Regions from separate parts of the Homo sapiens genome. Here region 1 is linked to region 2. Evidence: read pairs that join two places in POLR2A ChIA-PET (ENCODE). Cell type or tissue: A673. All regions are shown on one strand. Each heading gives the region's core, and the rest is flanking DNA. Links, peaks and the distances in the headings are about the cores only.

What was found. ChIA-PET counts read pairs that join two places held together with the same protein. Peaks named below come from ENCODE experiments on the same cell type or tissue, not always from the same donor. Only the 100,000 strongest peaks of a DNase experiment are listed, where the experiment ranks them.
Region 1: POLR2A ChIA-PET joins it to region 2 with 6 read pairs; 15 of 35 experiments call an interaction of 5 or more read pairs at or near these places.

The regions. Positions count from the first base shown.
Region 1 is chr17:80,199,666-80,202,563 of GRCh38, forward strand. It overlaps CARD14 (caspase recruitment domain family member 14), which reads left to right. Exons shown (of 24, transcript NM_001366385.1): 17 at 2,079-2,205; 18 at 2,515-2,755. It also overlaps a transcript of SGSH not described here. Among named protein-coding and RNA genes, the nearest start is that of SGSH, 19 kb to the right of the region's middle. In A673, for the core only: no CTCF peak of the experiment used is centred there; no DNase peak of the experiment used is centred there.
Region 2 is chr17:80,273,670-80,276,567 of GRCh38, forward strand. The region is part of intron 3 of RNF213 (ring finger protein 213); the gene reads left to right. Among named protein-coding and RNA genes, the nearest start is that of RNF213, 14 kb to the left of the region's middle. RefSeq lists an enhancer at 369-967. In A673, for the core only: no CTCF peak of the experiment used is centred there; no DNase peak of the experiment used is centred there; H3K27ac peaks cover 425 bases.

The DNA of each region.
Region 1 (2,898 bases), core at 188-2,687, 74 kb before region 2:
GTTAGGAGTTTGAGACCAGCCTGGACAACATGGTGAAACCCCGTTTCTACTAAAAATACAAAAAAAAAAAAAAAATAGCTGGTATCTATAATCCCAGCTACTCAGGAGGCTGAGGCAGGAGAATCACTTGAACCTGGGAGGCGGAGGTTGCAGTGAGCTGAGATGGTGCCACTGCACTCCAGCCTGGGTGACAGAGTGAGACTCGGTCTCAAAAAAGAAAAAAAGAAAAGAAAAAGGAAAGCACAGTGCTTTCTTAATATGAAAAAAATTTTAAACCAAGAAATGTGCAAGATGGGCTTCACCTCATTCCAGAGGCTCACCCTGCGGCCTCCAGGAGGGGACTGGGGATGGGGGCTCTGGGGTGGGAAGGTGAGCACAGAGGCGGGGAGAGGATGCGTCTGAACCCCTCAGGCAGGAGTGTTCCATGCACCCCTCACTGCCCCCTTGGAACAGGCTGTCCAAATGCTGAGCTCCCCTAGGGCTCCAATGATAGCACATGGAGCACCTAATTCAAGCGTCCTTCACGTCCTCCACATGACCCGGGAAGCCTTTCTTTACATGTCATTTTTTTTTTTTTTTTTTTTTTTTTGAGACAGAGTCTTGCTCTGTCGCCCAGGCTGGAGTGCAGTGGCTCGATCTTGGCCCACTGCAACCTCCACCCCCTGGGTTCAAGCGATTCTCTTGCCTCAGCCTCCCATGTAGCTGGGATTACAGGTGCCCGCCACCACACCCGGCTAACTTTTGTATTTTTAGTAGAGACAGGGCTTCACCATGTTGGCCAGGCTGATCTCGAACTCCTGACCTCAAGTGATCCACCCACCTCAGCCTCCTAAAGTGCTGGGATTACAGGCATCAGCCACCATGCCCAGCCCTTCTTTACATTTCTAGTTGTCCTCTTAAGCAGCAGTCCCCAACCTTTTTGGCACCAGAGACCGGCTTCATGGAAGACAACTTTTCCACAGACCGGGTTGTGGGGGATGGTTTTGGGATGATTCAAGCACGTTACATTGATTGTACACTTTATTTCTATTATTATTACACTGTAATATGTAATGAAAGAATCATACACTGAACCATAATTCAGAATCAGTGGGAGCCCTGAGCTTGTTTTCCTGCAACTAGACGGTCCCATCTGGGGGTGATGGGAGACGGTAACAGATCATCAGGAATTAGATTCTCATAAGGAGCGTGAAACCTAGATCCCTCACTTGCACAGTTCACGATAGGGCTCATGCTCCTCTGAGAATCTACTGCTGTGCTGAGCTGACAGGAGGTGGAGCTGAGGCCGTAATGCTCACTTGCCCACCACGCCCCTCCTGCTGTGTGACCCGGGTCCTGATGGACCATGGACCAGTACCAGTATGTGGCCCAGGGGTTGGGGAACCCTGCTCTTAAGGTTCCCAATTATCAGCTCTGAGGTAGTTCAAGCAACAGAGCCCCTTGACGATGTTCAGGGAGATAGTCCCGATATCCTAAGGGGGCCAATTAGATTCTAATGGTGTTAAAACACATCTTAATTTTTATTGTAAAAATATCTACTCTCCTAAGCTTAGAACAATATTGAGAAGAAATGAAGTGGATGGTGGAAGCCCTGGGGGGTGGGCCTTCACAGTGGGGAAGGCTGTGGGTGGAGAGCCAGGGCATCGGGTAGGTGAAGGCCAGGGATGCCACTCAGCATCCTGTAGGGCCCGGTATAGCCCGCAGCAGCACAGAATGATCCCAAGGCTAAGAAACCTCTATCTAGAATGCTCTTGAATGTTCTAGAACCGAGGTTCTTTCTTTTCTTTTCTTTTCTTTTTCAAGACAGGAAAGTGCTTATCACAAAGAACCCCCGATCTCGACTGGGGAAGGGTTGGCAGTTGACTCTCTGGCCAGCACTATGTGTAGCACGCATCACTAGAGGTGTGAAGGCCCCACAGAGGCTCTGGTGTGTGGCTTTGTTTTGACCAAGGCGTGCAGGCAGTGGTCCTACGGCAGGGCTGGCCCGCGCCTCGCCTCAGTGCCCTCAGCGCCTTCTGTCTTCTGGCTGGATTCAGAGTCCCGGGGGAAAGAGACTGACCTTCTCGACTTGCCCTCAGGTTGATTACGAAGCCTCAGAGCCCTTGTTCAAGGCAGTCCTGGAGGACACGACCCTGGAGGAGGCCGTGGGGCTTCTCAGGAGGGTGGACGGCTTCTGCTGCCTGTCTGTGAAGGTCAACACGGACGGTACACATACCACTCCTCTCGTGTGCACAGCTGCCTGGCCAGACTCCATGACCCTTAAGTCCCTGGTGGTTCTTCTGCACGCCCAGCAGCCAGGGACCCCCAGAGCCAAGAGAGGATCAGCCAGGCTGTGCCCCAGGTCCCCAGGAGGCCCCCAAGCCAGCTGGAAACCTCCCACCCACTGACTCCAGTGCCAGAGCAGCTTCTGAGACTGGGAGGGTCCTTCCTTCTCTCCTACTTTAATTTTCTGCAACCTTCCTCGCAGAGGCTCGTATCTGTGGCTCATCTGTGGCTCATGTCCCCTTTTATCAGGTTATAAGAGGCTACTCCAGGACCTGGAGGCCAAAGTGGCGACCTCGGGGGACTCATTCTACATCCGGGTCAACCTGGCCATGGAGGGCAGGGCCAAAGGGGAGCTGCAGGTGCATTGCAACGAGGTCCTGCACGTCACCGACACCATGTTCCAGGGCTGCGGCTGCTGGCATGCCCACCGCGTGAACTCTTACACCATGAAGGATACTGCCGCGCACGGCACCATCCCCAACTACTCCAGGTGAGCAGCTGCCTCGAGCTCGGTGCGTCCCCAGAGAGGCCCACAGGGAAATGGCACCCAGCCTGCCTCGGCTTCCTCCTCCTGCCCAGCAATAGAGGGTGGGCGTGGTGAGACCCCCCTAAGGAGGGAAGCCTGCCAAGATC
Region 2 (2,898 bases), core at 114-2,613:
AGTGCAGTGGTGCGATCTCGGCTCGCTGCAGCCTCCACCTCCTGGTTTCAAGCAATTCTCCTGCCTCAGCCTCCCAAGTAGCTGGGACTACAGGCATGCACCACCACGACCAGCTAATTTTTTTGTATTTAGTAGAGACGGGGTTTCACCATGTTGGTCAGGTTGGTCTCAAACTCCTGACCTCAGGAGATCCACCCACCTCGGCCTCCCAAAGTGCTGGGATTACAGGTGTGAGCCACCGCGCCCGGCCTCCACCTTCCTTTTCTTTCTACCAGACCCAATACTCGTGTGTCTCCCAGAAGCTGTGGCTGGGGTGGGGCCTGAGCTTCTGCCGTGTGTATCTGTGTCCCAAGCTTCTGTGGGTCTCTTTGCATTGAGGGTGCAAGCTCAGAGGTGCCTTGCTGCTTCGGGGCAGGGACCTGAGCGTCCGCTGGGTGCGTGTCTTGCGCTTCTGTAGGCCTCTGCATTGAGGGTGCGTGCCCAGAGGGGCTTTGAAGCTTTGGGTGTGGGGTGGGTGCTCTGGAAATGTGCTGGCTGGCAGGTTACCCTTCTTGGAAGGGTATGGCTGAGCCACCTTTTGGCTCCCTCTGGCCTTGAACAGCCTCTTAGGCGTTAGACACCAAGAGAATGCGTCCTTGTTAAGATTCCCAGTTGGAGCACTAGGCGAGGCTTTCGAGGGGAGCGTCCTGGACATGTTCAAGGAGAATGGTTGGAAGAGAAGGGCTCCTGGGCTCTAGCGCGGCCTGGGAAGACCCAGAGGGCAGTGTCAGCTCCCGGGTTTCTTGCTGGGCACGGAGAAGGGGAAGCTGTCTTTCTGTGTCTGCACTGGGGCTGGCTTTCTGTCTGTCGTTCCTTGTAGGTGGCACTCCATGGTTGGGCTATGGTGGGAAGTGATGCAGCCGCAGTGCTGTGGTCTGTGGGGGGTGAGTGGGGTGAGTGTGGGGGGTGAGTGGGGTGTCTGTGGGGGGTGTGGGGTGAGTGTGTGGGGTGAGTGGGGTGAGTGTGGGGGGTGAGTGGGGTGTCTGGGGGGGGTGAGTGGGGTGAGTGTGGGGGGTGAGTGGGGTGTCTGTGGGGGGTGAGTGGGGTGAGTGTGGGGTGTGAGTGGGGTGTCTGTGGGGGATGAGTGGGGTGAGTGGGGGGTGAGGGGGGTGTCTGTGGGGGGTGAGTGGGGGGTGAGTGGGGTGTGTGTTGGGGGGTGTGTGAGTGGTGTGAATGGGATGTGTGTGTGTTGGGGGTGTGTGAGTGGGGTGTGAGTGGGGTGTGTGTGTTGGGTGTGTGAGTGGGGGGTGTGTGTGTTGGGGTGTGTGTGTTGGATGTGTGTGTATGTGTTGGGGTATGTGAGTTGGTGTGTGAGTGGGGTGTGTGTGTGTTGGGGGTGTGTGTTGGTGTGTGAGTTGGGGGTGTGTGAGTGGGGTGTGTTGGGTGTGTGTGTGTTGGGTGTGTGCGTGTTGGGTGTGTGTGAGTGGTGTGTGTGTGTTGGGAGTGTGTGTGGGGTGAGTGGGATGTGTGTGTATGTTGGGGTGTGTGGGAGTGGGGTGTGTGTGTGCTTGTGTCATTCCCTTGGAGAATAATCCCTTCCAGAGCAGCCAAGGCCACCCCCAAGCCTGGAGCACATGGGATGCGGAAGGTTTGGGTAACTCCCTTTTTATGCCTAATTTGGAACTCTGTCAGAGTGGGAAAGTGGCAGTACGGATGGTGTTCCTTGAAAACATTGAAGGCAAATGAATAAACCCTTTGCCATCTGGGGCAAACAATAAACCCGCCCAAAGACAGAGGAAAAGCTAAGAATTGAGTTACTTGGGGGAATAAAATTTTGAAAAGTTTCCATGAATAATGAGGAATCTAGAAAGCCACACAAATGCTCGAGCAGGACGCACTCGAAAAAGACCTGAGAAGACCTCAGTGCAGGCTGGAAGGAAGGCTGAGTGTGGGAGGAGTGTCCCAACTCAGGGCCAGTCTACAGAGACTGAGAGAGTATTATTTTTTCTTTATTTTATTTTATTTTTTTTTGAGATGGAGTCTCACTCCTTTGCCCAGGCTGGAGTGCAGTGGCGCCATCTCAGCTCAACTGCAACCTTTGCCTCCCAGGTTCAAGTGATTGTCCTACTTCAGCCTCCGGAGTAGCTGGGACTACAGGCACCCGCCACCACGCCTGGCTAATTTTTTGTATTTTTGGTAGAGACGGGGTTTCACCATGTTGGCCAGGATGGTCTCGATCTCCTGACCTTGTGATCCACCCGCCTCGGCCTCCCAGAATGTTGGGATTACAGGCGTGAGCCACCATGCCTGGCCAGTTTTTTTTTTTCTTTTTTCTTTTCCATGTTTTGGCTGTAGGTGTTTAAGGAAATCTCTATCAAACTACTAATTGGCAACAAGCCAAAGGAACATAGACTTTATTTATTTATTTATTTATTTATTTTTTGTTTTATTTATTTATTTATTTATTTTTGAGATGGAGTTTCGCTCCTGTTGCCAAGCTAGGGTGCAATGGCGTGACCTTGGCTCACAGCAACCTCCACCTCCCGGGTTCAAGCGATTCTCCTGCCTCAGCCTCCCAGCTAGCTGGGATTACAGGCATGCACCACCATGTCTGGCTAATTTTGTATTTTTAGTAGAGACGGGGTTTCTCCATGTTGGTCAGGCTGGTCTTGAACTCCTGACTTCAGGTGCTCTGCCCACCTCAGCCTCCCAAAGTGCTGGGATTACGGGCGTGAGCCACCACGCCTGCCCTATTTTTTATTTATTTTTTAATGTTTTAAATTTTTTTACTAGTGGAAATCTGCTTGAATTTGTAAAATGTAGAGTTGACACAGAAGATGTGAAAAGAATGAAGACATTTTCTAGGGAATCTTGAACAAGAGAAAACCGACATGAACAAGAGAACAATAAAAGAGGCCA